2 separate regions of the Homo sapiens genome follow, and region 2 is linked to region 1. Evidence: read pairs that join two places in POLR2A ChIA-PET (ENCODE). Cell type or tissue: PC-9. All regions are shown on one strand. Links, peaks and the distances in the headings refer to the core of each region. The heading gives the core; the rest is flanking DNA.

What was found. ChIA-PET counts read pairs that join two places held together with the same protein. Peaks named below come from ENCODE experiments on the same cell type or tissue, not always from the same donor. Only the 100,000 strongest peaks of a DNase experiment are listed, where the experiment ranks them.
Region 2: POLR2A ChIA-PET joins it to region 1 with 5 read pairs; 1 of 35 experiments calls an interaction of 5 or more read pairs at or near these places.

What each region holds. Positions count from the first base shown.
Region 1 is chr12:116,927,998-116,934,566 of GRCh38, forward strand. FBXW8 (F-box and WD repeat domain containing 8) reads left to right here. Exons shown (of 11, transcript NM_153348.3): 2 at 26-130. Among named protein-coding and RNA genes, the nearest start is that of FBXW8, 20 kb to the left of the region's middle. In PC-9, for the core only: no CTCF peak of the experiment used is centred there; a DNase peak (open chromatin) is centred at 3,864; H3K27ac peaks cover 896 bases.
Region 2 is chr12:116,153,472-116,160,040 of GRCh38, forward strand. The region is part of intron 2 of MED13L (mediator complex subunit 13L); the gene reads right to left. Among named protein-coding and RNA genes, the nearest start is that of MIR620, 8.1 kb to the left of the region's middle. RefSeq lists an enhancer at 426-971. In PC-9, for the core only: no CTCF peak of the experiment used is centred there; no DNase peak of the experiment used is centred there; H3K27ac peaks cover 593 bases.

The DNA of each region.
Region 1 (6,569 bases), core at 1,057-6,056:
TTCTTTCTTTTTTTTTTCCCCTCAGAATGAAATGAATGATGTGCCTTTCTTTGATATCCAACTGCCTTACGAATTGGCAATCAATATATTTCAGTATCTGGACAGGAAAGAACTAGGAAGATGTGCACAGGTAAGGTGTCACCAACAGATGTTCCAGATTTTCCTAAATGTGTGATTAAGGTATAGGACTCTCCGGGGTAATAGAAATTTACTCACAGAATTATAAACTTTGCAGAATTAATGAATTGGATGGCAAGTTTACTTGAAGGAAAGCCACCTTGACCTTAGAGGATTATGTTCCACATCACTACTCGGTGTGTATCTTTCTGTGACCCAAGAGCTCTTTTCTCCCTGCAGTCTGAGTTATGGCTGACCTGTGGCAGTGTGCTGGTGGCCGACAACTTGGTGCTAAGCCTTTATTGAGCTTGTCTGTGCTGTTAATGCACTCACAGTTTTTAATGCAAAGATGTGAGCCCTTGGTTAAATCGAGCCTGTTATTAGGTTGGTAGCTGAGGGGGTCAGCACGAGGACAGAACATGTTTTAGGTGAAGTCATGTTTTAGGTGTATAGTCCAAATTACCCTTTAAACTTTAGGATCTCACTCAGTGAGGTGCAAGGCAGGTGAGAACTGAGACCCACCAAGGGAATTACAGATCAATGTCACCCGTCTCACACTTACTCTGGGGCATATGCCTGTGGAGTGGAATGGTGGGAGATATCATTTAGGCCAAACTGCATTGTGTTTAGGAATCATGGGGGAATCTTGATAAAATGCAGATTCAGATTCAGGAAGTCTGCGGTGGGGCCTGACAGTCAACTTTCTTTTTTTTTGAGATGGAGTTTTGCTCTGTCGCCCAGGCTGGAGTGCAGTGGGACGATCTTGGCTCACTGCAACCTCTGCCTCCCAGGCCCAAGCAGTTCTCCTGCCTCAGCCTCCCGAGTAGCTGGGACTGCGGGCATGTGCTGCCATGCCCAGCTAATTTTTGTATTTTTAGTAGAGATGGGATTTCACTGGCCAGCCTGGTCTCAAACTCCTGATCTCAGGTGATCTGCCCGCCTTGGCCTCTCAAAGTGCTGGGATTACAGGCATGAGCCACCGCGCCCGGCCCCATTGATGGTCTGCTTTCTAAGCAGGGGATGCCAGTGTGGCTTTGGCCACACTTTGAGAGAGGCAAAGGTTTATGCCATTAACATCGTTCTCTTGTTCTCGTCTTTTTGGCCAAGAGTGTGTGATTGATTTTTCTTTTCTTTTTTTGAGACAGAGTCTTGCTCTGTCACCGAGGCTGGAGTGCAGTGGCGCGATCTCGGCTTCCTGCAACCTCTGCCTCCTGGGTTCAAGCTATTCTCTTGCCTCAGCCACCCGCATAGCTGGGATTACAGGCTCATGCCACCACATGCAGCTAATTTTTGTATTTTTAGTAGAGACACGATTTTGTCATGTTGGCCAGGCTGGTCTTGAACTCCTGACCTCAAGTAATCCACCCACCTCAGCCTCCCAAAGTGCTGGGATTACAGGCATGAGCCACTGGGCCTGGACTGATTTTTCTTTTTTTAAAAATTTCATTTTATTTTTTTAAATGGACAAATAAAGTTATATATATGTATCAGGTATAACATGATTTTTGAAATATCTATGCATTGTGGAATGGCTCAGTTGAGGTAACTAACATGTATTACCTCACATACTTATTTTCTGTGGTGAGAACACTTAAAATCTATCTCTTAGTGATTTTCAAGTATACATCATTAACTGAAGTCACTGTGTTGTACAGTAGAGCTCTGAACTTATTTCTCTCATCTAACTGAAATTTTGTATCCTTTGACATCTTTCCAGTGTCCCATCCTGCCCCGCCAGCCACTGGTAACCGCCATTCTACTCTCTACTTCTATGAGCTCAACTTTTTTAGATTCTACATTTAAGTGAGATCATGCAATATTTGTCTTTCTGTGGCTGGCTTATTTCACTTAACATAATGCCCTCTAGGTTCATCCACCATGTTGTTGTAAATGACATGATTTCCTTCTTTTTTTTTCTAAAGGCTGAATAGTATTCCATTGTGTATACATGCCACATTATGTATCATTTATCTGTTGATTCTGTATCTTGGCTGTTGTGAATAATGTTGCAATGAGCCTGGCAGTACAGAGATCACTTTGACAAACTGATTTCACTTCCTTTGGATGTATACCCAGCAACCAGAATTGCTGAATCATATGGTAGTTATATTTTTAATATTCTAAGGAACCTGTTTCCTTAATGGCTGTGCTAATTTCCATTCCCACTAACAGTGTGCAAGGGTTCCCTTCTCTCCATGTCTTTGCCAGCACTTGTTTTGTCTTTTTGGTAATAGCCATTCTAACAGGTGTAGTTTAATTTGCATTTCTCTGATGATTAGTATTGTTGAGCATTTTTAAATATACCTATTGGCCATTTGTATGTCTTCTTTTGAGAAATGTCTATTCAGGTCCTTTGCTCATTTTTAAATTGGGTTTTTTGTCTTCTTGCTATTGAGTTGTTTGAGTTCCTTATGTAATATTTTGGATATTAACTGCTTATGAGATATATGGTTTGGAAATATTTTTTCTCTTTTATAGGTTGTCTCTGTATTCTGTTGATTGTTTCCTTTGCTGTACAAAAGCTTTTTAGTTTGATGTAATCCCATTTGTCTGTTTTTGTTGCCTGTTCTTTTGGGGTCATATCCAAAAAATCATTACCTATACCAGTGTCATGGAGTTTTTCCCCTAAGTTTCTTTCCCATAGTTTTACAGTTTCAAGTCTTATGTTTAAGATTTTAATCCGTTTTGAACTTATTTTTATTTTTTTTATTGAGACAGAGCCTCACTCTGTTGCCCAGGCTGGCATGCAGTGGTACAATCGTAGCTCACTGTAGCCTCAAACTTTTGGGCTCACGTGATTCTCCCACCTCAACCTCCCGAGTAGCTGGGACTATAGGCTCACGCCAACATGCCCAGCTAACTTTTAAATTTTTTGTAAGGACAGGGTCTTGCTTTGTTACCCAGGCTAGTCTCGAACTCCTGGCTTCAAGTAAGAGTTCACTTCTTTATAATAGTGTGAGATGGGATCTAATTTCATTCTTCTGTATGTGGATATCCAGTTCTCACAACACCATTTATTGGAGACTTTTTTCCCCATTGTGTGTTGTTAGCACCTTCATTGAAAATCAGTTGACTGTAAATGCACAGGCTTATTTCTGGGCTCTCAGTTCTGTTTTACTGGTCTATATATCTGTTTTTATGCCAGTGACATGCTGTGTACATTGCTATAGCTTTGTAGTATATTTTGAAATGAGGTATTGTGATGCCTCCAGCATTGTTCTTTTTGCTCAGGATTGCTTTGGCTATTTGCAGTGTTTTGTGTTTTTATGCAAATTTTATCTTTTTTTTTTCCTGTATCTGTGAAAATGTCTTTGGAATTTTTATAGAGATTGCATTTCACTCACTTTGAGTAGTATGGACATTTTGATAATATTCTTCCAATCCATGAACATGGAATATCTTTCTATTTATTTGTATCATCCGTTTTCTCCTTAGTGTTTTATAGTTTTCAGCATACTGGTCTTTAGCTTCCTTGGTTGAATTTGTTCCTAAGTATTTATTTTTGGTGTGGCTATTGTGAATGGGGTTATTTTCTTGATTTCTTTTACAGATAGCTTGTTGTTAGTATATAGAAACTCTACTGATTTTTGTATATTGATTTTGTACCCATAACTGAATTTGTTTATTAGTTTCTTGGTGGAGTATTTAGGGTTTCCTATGTTTATGTTTATATTGTCTGTAAACAGGAACAGATTAACTTCCTCCTTTCTGCTTGGATGCCTTTTATTTCTTTCTGTTGCCTAATTGCTGTGACTAAGACTTCTAGTACTATGTTGAATGGAAATGGTGAGAGTGTGCATCCTTGTCTTATTCCTGAAGAAAAGCTTTCAACTTTTTACTAAGTATGACTTTAGCTTTGGTTTTGTCACATGTGGCCTTTATTGTGTTAAAGTACATTTCTTCTATACCTCATTTATTAAGAGTTTTTATCATGAAAGGATCTTGAATTTTGTCAGATGCTTTTTCTGCACCTGAGGTGATCACATCGTTTTTCTCCTTCATTCTGTTAATGCATTGTATTACATTTATAGATTTCTGTTGATTTTTCGTAAGTTAAATGGGTGTATGATTGCTAACCATTTGGCCTTTGATGGACAACTGTATTCTCTAGGAGACACTGGAGTATCCATTCTCCATAACTGCCAAAAAATTAGTTTGTTTAATGGTTAGCATTTTCATCCCTGGATTCTATACTGCATTTTACACAGGTGTTTACAGCTTCAAGAGCAAGGGTTTGCAAAATTCACTGGTAGGAAAACTGAACATAAAATTCAAAGCACCAGCAAGACTATGAAGTTCAGCATATGAAGGCGGTTTGAGAGTGGTGAAAACTGTACCCAAATTTAGACTCTGGAGCTTGCTACCTCCATGGCAGTTCAGTGAAATCACACATGATACAGGACCATTTAGACAGTTTATGGTGTTCTACTCTTTCTTTTTCTTTGACGGAGTCTCGCTGTCACCAGGCTGGAGTGCAGTGGCGCGATCTCGGCTCACTGCAACCTCTGCCTCCCAGGTTCAAGCTATTCTCCTGCCTCAGCCTCCCAAGTAGCTGGGACTACAGGTGCGCCACCATGCCCAGCTAATTTTTGTATTTTTAGTAGAGACGGGGTTTCACCATGTTGGCCAGGATGGTCTCCATCTCTTGACCTCGTGATCCACCTGCCTCGGCCTCCCAAAGTGCTGGGATTACAGGCGTGAGCCACTGTGCCCAGCCGTTCTAATCTTTCTTTGTGAAGCATTTTGCTTAATCGTTTTTCTACTTGAATATGAATTTGAAAGAATTTTCAATATTCTTGATTATTGTTGTTAGTATTGCTTAAGTGGGGGCATTGGCAGATATTTTTTGATGCGGAGTGTGTGTCTTTAGGAAATGATGGAAATTATTTAAAGGCTAAAATTCACTTAAAAAAAATGTGCTGAAGTGTAAACTGTGCTCAGAGCCTATGAGTTGCATTAAGCATGAGTACCTATATTGTTTTCTTTCCCCTTGGAAATTTGATTTGTTATATTCTAACTTTACACATTGGCCTGCTCCCAAGAGTTGAAAACAAGAGTGTAGCTAAATGAGGCCAATTCCTGGATTTCAGCCTGATGCTGTTAGCCGAAGTCTTGGAACAGGGTCTAATAGCTAGCTGCTTTACACAAAGTCAGCATTAGATGATAAAATCTTCATTCTTGATAGCGAGCTGCTGTTTAAGAAATCATTTCTTTTAACATTGCTTTTTGCTCCCCTGCTTTGTAGAGAGCCATGTGGCTTTCACATCTGCTGCTGGTTTTCTCATCCAAAGAGTTTATCAGAGAAAGATAGAATCTAGTGGAAGAAGAGATCCCCTTTTGGTACAATGGGGCTGCATTACAGGGTAGATTGGTTATGCTGGTGATATTATTCTGCAGGTGTGAACAGTTTAATTTGCAACACAGTAGTCCAATTGTCCACCAGAATTCTTCCCTCTATGGCCAGTTGGATTTGGCTTTTTGTTGTTGTTGTTAACCCAGTTGTTAGAGCACATATATAAGAATAGAAAATATTCTTAAACAGAACCCCGTTAGCGTACAGTGACTAAGTTAGCTGTGATCTGTGAAGTCAGGAGTTTTATGGAGCTCTTACATGAGAATGACAATAGATGGCCAGTAGTTTGTAGAATTGGCTTTGTTTCATCAATCATTAAAATTAAAACCACAAAGTAATAAAAATAAGTAGCACTTTCATTTGTTTCTTGGGGTGTTTTTATTTTGAAACAGGGAGGAAATCCTTCTGTGGAATGTCCTGCTGCTTTATGATTTTATTTTAGAGGGGCTTGCTTTTTTTCTCTCTCTCCATCTCTCTTTTAATCTAGGTGCCTTGGGATTTTAGTGAAATTGGGCCAGTTATGTGGAATTGGCACCATGAACTAAATGTATGCCCTTGGAGAAAACCTGTTTGCTTAGATCTTTATGCCAAATTGGTAACTGACTAACAGTAAGAAACTCTGTTACTGGGAGGCCTTTGAGATTTAATTATCCCACAAACCATGCCGGAGACTGATTTTGCTTTGACTTTGCCTCCTTTCCATATCCCCTCCTCTTTTTTTTGCTTTTGAGGCTTTATGTTTTGAAAACTGAAGTCCTGCTACATTAGTTTGTGATCTGTGTGTACTTTTGATGCTGAGGTCTCCAGCTCCTTCCTTTCAATAGTTGTCCCTCGAGGGACTTAATCTCTCTGTGGGAGTGTTTCTTGCCGAAACATCTTGAAAACAGTGTAGCTTTTAGTAAGCAAAGTTACTTGTTGGACAGTTCATTGAACAGGTTTGTAATCTTGCTATTTATAATTTTATGTTCATCTTTTTTTGTGCCCACAGGATTCCTGGTATTTAAAGGAGACAATTTTTTAGTCGATAACAATGATACAGTTGTTGGTTTCAAAATTACAAATTGGTTTTTAGGAGAAAAGTAAGTCTGCCATTATATTA
Region 2 (6,569 bases), core at 1,035-6,034, 770 kb before region 1:
ATTTCTGTAATAGCAATAACCAGATATATGTCATTAACAACAAAAATCAGTTTTAACCACATACAATAAAGAATTAAAGTTAAGTGTTGTGCCCCCTTAAAGGCCAAAAGCAAGTTAAATTCACTCTCCTGGAAGAAATAATAGCAGTATTCCTATGGCAACTCCTCACAGGAAGTAAATGATTCCTTTTGAAAGACACAGACTAGACACAAATATATACACACTTGCTTCTATTTTAACCCATTCCCCCTTACTGCAGGAAATTTTGAAACCAAACAGAAAAATCTTTCTAACTTTAATATGCAAATAGTATATCTGGTTTAATGCTCCCTTTGTGCTGAGAATGTATTTTCCCATAAGCACACGGAAGGCTTATTGACACCATGGCCTCACAAGTTCTTCTCATCCCCAAACTGACAACATTCAGATAACTCCTTCATTAAAAACAGAAATGGCCTTAATGCGTATACACAAATCAATGTCGGTGAAAGGAAAACTACTCAATAGTAGGTATAACAACAACAAAAATCACAGCTGCCCGGAGCACTGCTCTTGTAGCAATAGCAGAAATAGTGGTAACATTAACAACAGTTTATACTTACTGAATTTTCTATGAGTGAAATGCTGTGCTAACTGATTTCCATGTGTTAACTCATGTAATCCTCACACTCAATGAAGCATTGTGACTCTTAATTCCCCACTTTGCAAATGAAGAAAATGAAATGTGGTGGTTTGCCAAAACAAAGTCAAACAGCAAGTACCCAGGAGAAAGAGAGGATTTTAACCCATGCCTGACTCCAAAAGCCCGTCCTATTAATTACTGAACAACACTGCTTCTCTTGAATGGATCCTCACTCACACCTGCAATAAGTCTGGAGTTGGAACTCTTGTTACCAAGAGCAATTAGTGGCACTAACAATGAAAACATAGATTCAACTTCCCACCACCCAATAAATAATTAGGTTATTTCTAGTAAGCATACTTTTAAGAAAGGAAAACTCTACTTTTTTAAAGAAATAATTCCATGCAAACGATTTGTTTTTCCCATGTTGTGAGATCAAACTCACCTTCTCCAGGAAACTCTCTGTTCAGAATGACATTCTCTGAGGGTTCCAGATAATTAAGTATTACTTAAGAATGAAAAATTTGTGGCAGTAGTGCTTACGAGACACATTAGTAACTCAATAAAATGTCAAGTACCAACATAGCATAAAAGACACATATTCTTAACTTTTACTTTTTAAAATCTATGAAAAGTTAGGTATTAAATCCAACCACAGAAAATAAGTATTGAATTTTTAAAGCAATATTTTTCGATAAAGATATTCTTTTTATTTAATTGTGTGTTGATGGTGGTGGTGTTTTTGTTTTTGAAAAAGAGTCTCACTCTGTCACCCAGGCTGGAATGCAGCTGGCACAATCTCGGCTCACTGCAACCTCTGCCTCCCAGGTTTAAGCAATTCTCCTACCTCAGCCTCCCAAGCAGCTGGGACTTCAGGCACACAACACTACACCTGGCTAATTTCTGTATTTTTAGTAGAGATGAGGTTTCACCATGTTGGCCAGGCTGGTCTCAAACTCTTGACCTCAAGTGATCCACCTGCCTTGACCTCCGTAAGTGTTGGGATTACAGGCGTGAGCCACCACCACCGGCCAAGATATTCTCTTATGGCCAGGCACAGGGGCTCATGCCTGTAATCACAGCACTTTGGGAGGCCAAGGCGGGAGGATTACTTGAGTCCAGGAGTTCAAGATCAGCCTAGGCAACACAGAGAAACCGTCTCTACAAAAAATTTAAAAATTAGCCAGGTGTGGGTGGTACACACCCAAAGTCCCAGCTACTTGGGAAACTGAGGTGGGAGGATTGCTTGAGCCCAGAGGTTCCAGACTGCAGTGAGCCATGATCATGTCACTGCACTCCAACCTGAGTGACAGAGCAAGACTCTGTCTCAAAAAACGACGTTCTCTTTAATGTTCTGAATACTTCCAAATGCCAAATTTCTTTTAAATCAATTAAATGTAACGATGAAAGGTCAACAGTCTTGACAGAGCAAACATACCACAGTTCGGCCACACAATAGGTATTTCACGTTTTCTCATGAAAACGTTTACAACACCAAAATAATACCTTTTGATCCAAGCCTATTAGCGCTGTGGGCAGTGCTAGAGTTCATTTCACCGCTGAAGTTACATTTTGCCACACAGTCTTCAACAAAGAATGTATGGTTCACACTTTTCTATAAACAAGATTTAAGGGGAAAAAAAAACCTTGAAACTGTTAATATATTAACTATTCTTTGCTGTTGTTATTCATAAAAATTGTGTCTGTTCTTCAAAACACAAAAAACTAAATATATTGATTCTAGGTCCCAAGCACTTATTCACTCTTCCATTTTAATAAAATAATCAGATACATAATTATAGGACCAGTATGTATTTTCATATTAGAAATAGTAAGGTGGAGGGTAGAAAATATCATTTCCATTATTGTGTATATAAATTTATACTCTATTTTTCTTACTCAACTCAATAAGGGAAAAATTTCTGTGCAATTACTTTCACGTTTCTATAGACAATTCACTCTAGAATGGTTTTTCTTAAACCTCTCATTTTACTTCATGCTATTATCGTAAATAACTATCATTTTTATTTCTACAAAAACATGAAATTCTTTAAGCTTATAATAATTATTAGCAATATGTTAAGGTTCAAGTTCATCAGTTTTTTTTATTTTTGCAGTAGTATAAATATCTTTCCAACCATATGATGAATGTCTCCAGCAAGTTATAACTTACAACTTTCCACTGAAGCATATATTATACATAAGATATGAGTACATCCATTAGGATTCCATTTTTAACTCCAAATTAACAAATGAAGGAATACTGGATTGTAGGCAGCACAGTGTAAATGTAAAGTCTCCAATTACTTAAAAAAAAAAAAAAAAAAAAACTTTTATAGTCCAAAATGAAGTTCAATACATCTGATGGGGAGGCAGGGGTGTTCATTTCAAAGTCTAGCATCAGTGGCAAGTTAAGGAAAAGATGTTGCACATTGCAGGCCAAGTTTCCAAGTACCAACCTCCTCCTTACCACAAGTATCAATGCATCAAAGGTATAAACTACTAAGCGAAGTTTTAAAAGAAAATGTTTAAGTTCAGAAGAGGTTTTATGTACCTTATTTTGTAAGAATATTTAAGCTCAGAGTTCTCAAAATGCAAATATATTTTATCTGAAGTGTTCCCTCAAATTAGAGGATATATAACTAACAAGTACGGACTTCTTATCAGCCCTCCCTCCTAAAGTAGGGGTGGCCATTATGCCTAAGTCATAAAACTGCCGAGTAGAGCAAAATATCTCCCTTTGCCTTTTTCTGTGATGTGGACACACAATGTGGCTCCAAGGCTGGAGTACAAGACAGAAGCTGAACATTGAGGATGAAAGAGCAACTAGACAGAAGGAGCCCAGATTCTTGACACCATGATAAAACTACCGTAATAGTCCTAGGCTTTTGCTCTCAGGATATTGAGAGAGCAAGCGAGAGAGAAGGAGAGAAACTGGTATCCACTGCTGTTATTTTAGGACTTGTACTATAGCAGTCAAGCTGTATCCTAAAAATCCAGATTGCACAGCCTCAACACTTGCCACCAAAACATAAATCAAAAAACTTTTTCATCTTTGTCGTATTTCCCATACTTAAATGTTCTTCCCTTCATTAACCACCCTGTGCTATGCCTTTCATAATATTCACTATACTAGTATACTACACTAAGATTTACTTAATATACTTATACCCCAAGTATAGTTCACTATACTAGAATTTACTTGATTTACTTAATATACTTATCTCCCAAAAAATAAACTGTCTGAGGACAGGGACCATGTCTATCTTCACAGCTGTATCCCCAGCACCAGCACAGTGCCTACTATGTATCTGAAAAACAGAACAAATTACACGAATCCTTCAGCACTCCAGCCTTTGTTAATCTCCCTCTTCCCTAAACTCCTCAAGGATCTACACTTTATGCCATATACAAGTCTATCAGTAGTATACTACTCCTTTCTTTGGCAACGGTTTTGTCTAAGTCTCCTCTTCTCAACATAACTGAACTACCTGAGTGCAAGAGCACTATGCATCCTACTACCTCTCCGTTTTACAGAAAGCACACAAATATCTGTTGAATAGTGAAGTTGTTTCTCACAAAGGTGAATACACCAGCATTCTCCCACAATATTTAGTCTTATAATGCAAACATTACGTTATTATGGTGCTTTTGTGGTCCCCACAAAGACAAACTTTTATTCTCTTCAAACTTCAAACTGTACTTCTGGAGAAAGGGGTGAAAATCCCAGTGTGTTTTAAAAGATATGCTATCAATACTGAGCCCTTAGTGCCCAAGCATAAAGTCAATGCGAGGCAAGTCCCTTGCACCAGCAACAGTAGGAGCAAAGAGGCAATGATTACATATAAGATGGAGGTGAGACCTGGCAGGATCAGATTACTGGTTGCCACAGCCCGCTGGTATTTTCTGAATAGAAGACAGTCCGGAGTAAAAACAAAACAATTAAATTGGATACTGAAAGGTAAGCAGTAGATGAGGAGCTTAGGGATGCAAGCTGCAAGGATCCAGAACCCAAACAGGAAACAGATGAACGCAGGTCAGAGCAGAAATTCAAGGGGAAAAAAAAAAAAAAACCGAGAAACAGATTGTGGTCATCTCTTATTCTACATACTGCAAGACAAGGCAAGAGCTTATCTCAAAACCTAGGATGACTTCAACTGGGAATGAAGGGGAAGGTGAAGGGAAGAGGGGATGGGATATTTGAGGCATTTGAAATCTACTTTGACATTATCAGTAATCAACTAATTATTAGAATTCTGGAAGAAGATCGGTTCTTCAGAATTAGTATTCAAAGAAAATATCCTATTTCAGAAATCCAACTATTTAAATTCAGAGCCAATCTCAGCGTGGTCCTATTTGCTGCTGGTGACAGTAGTGGAGTATATGTCTACGTCTGTAGAACTAATTGGCAAAGATAAGTCCGATTTGGTGATATTTAAACAATACATGGTATTAACTCTAAGAATCTGAAAGAGAAAAACAGAGTATATGATGCACTCCAGTGAGATTATATTATAAAAGATTTAGTATCTGCAAATAAATCTACCAACAAAGTGACAGACAAAAATTAGGGATAAAATGAAATAAGGAAAAGAAGCGATGAGGAATCAAAATTAATGCTCATGTGACTAGCATTGTGGTAATGTTGATAATTTTCAAATAGTGGAATTTACTACGTCACTTAATTTCTATATTATCTCATTTAATTTCTATAACCTTACAAGATAGGTACAATTAATATCCCCCATTCTACAGATGACAGTAAAACACAGAAAGCTGAAGTAACCTCACGTGACTAGTGAGCAGTTCAACTGTATTTAGATATTTTTCTATTCTGTAACAAATCCAGAAATTTAAAAAGAACTGGCTCATGTCAACAATCAACCAATAGTTCTTAACATCTTATTCTCTAGGGAAACTGAAAAATATGTTCAATCCTACCTTCCTTCAACAACAACTTCAACAAACAAAAAATCACCACCACAACTTTCTAGGAAAGGATTTTCTGAGTTTTTCTAAGTTTTAAAACAAAGGCAACATTAAGAGTTAAAGATCGACAGTATTCTATTTATTTAGAAGCCTCTTAAAATAAATAAATGAATTCTCTATTTTGTGCCACTGAATACTACAGGATCAAAGTAAAGCCTCTGAGATTATTATGTCCAACAAATGGAGGTCGCAATCTCAGAGTTTATGTAGACATCACAAAAACTGTTTCAATAGAAGTGGTTATTTTAGAACTGGCTGTCTGCCCAGAGAATGCCAGAATACATTTTAACCAAGTGGACAGAAAAAGAAGCAGATGGATTTGAACACTATTTTTTATCTACTAAAGTCTAAATAATACCAGAATACAATTTCCTCTCATTACTTTTATATATAATTAGACTTAGAAAGGTGAGCAGGTAATTAAAAGAAAAATCTTCTATAATTCACTTTTTATCACTCTAACTTACAGTTCACATTCCTATATACTTTCAACTTACATTTTAATTGAATTTTAGAGATTTTAAGAAAAAAGCACTCAAGTATCACTACTGATACCTTGTTTTGTAAGCTGTTTGTCAAAATGATTTAATATTTAAAAGATATGAAAGGATATATTTAAATGTATGGAATTAAAAAGGTGGTACTGTGTTTGTGAATAAAGTTATTTACAGATCATATCAGCCACATCTACATATTTAATTCCATAACAGCTTCTCTTGCTTTTTAAATTAAATCTTCAACTTTACAGTAACTGATTCTCAAGAGAAAGGGATTATAAATGTGCCACATCCTGCTATTTCAAAGCAGCAGCACAAAATAATAAAGAGCTAACTAATGTGGTCCCAATGATTACTGTACATTTCATTAAAATTTCATCTCTTTGTCCCATTTAAGGACTCACTACATGCTTCTGGCCATATGGAATCTGTTACGCAGACCCTGTGATTTCTTCTCCATG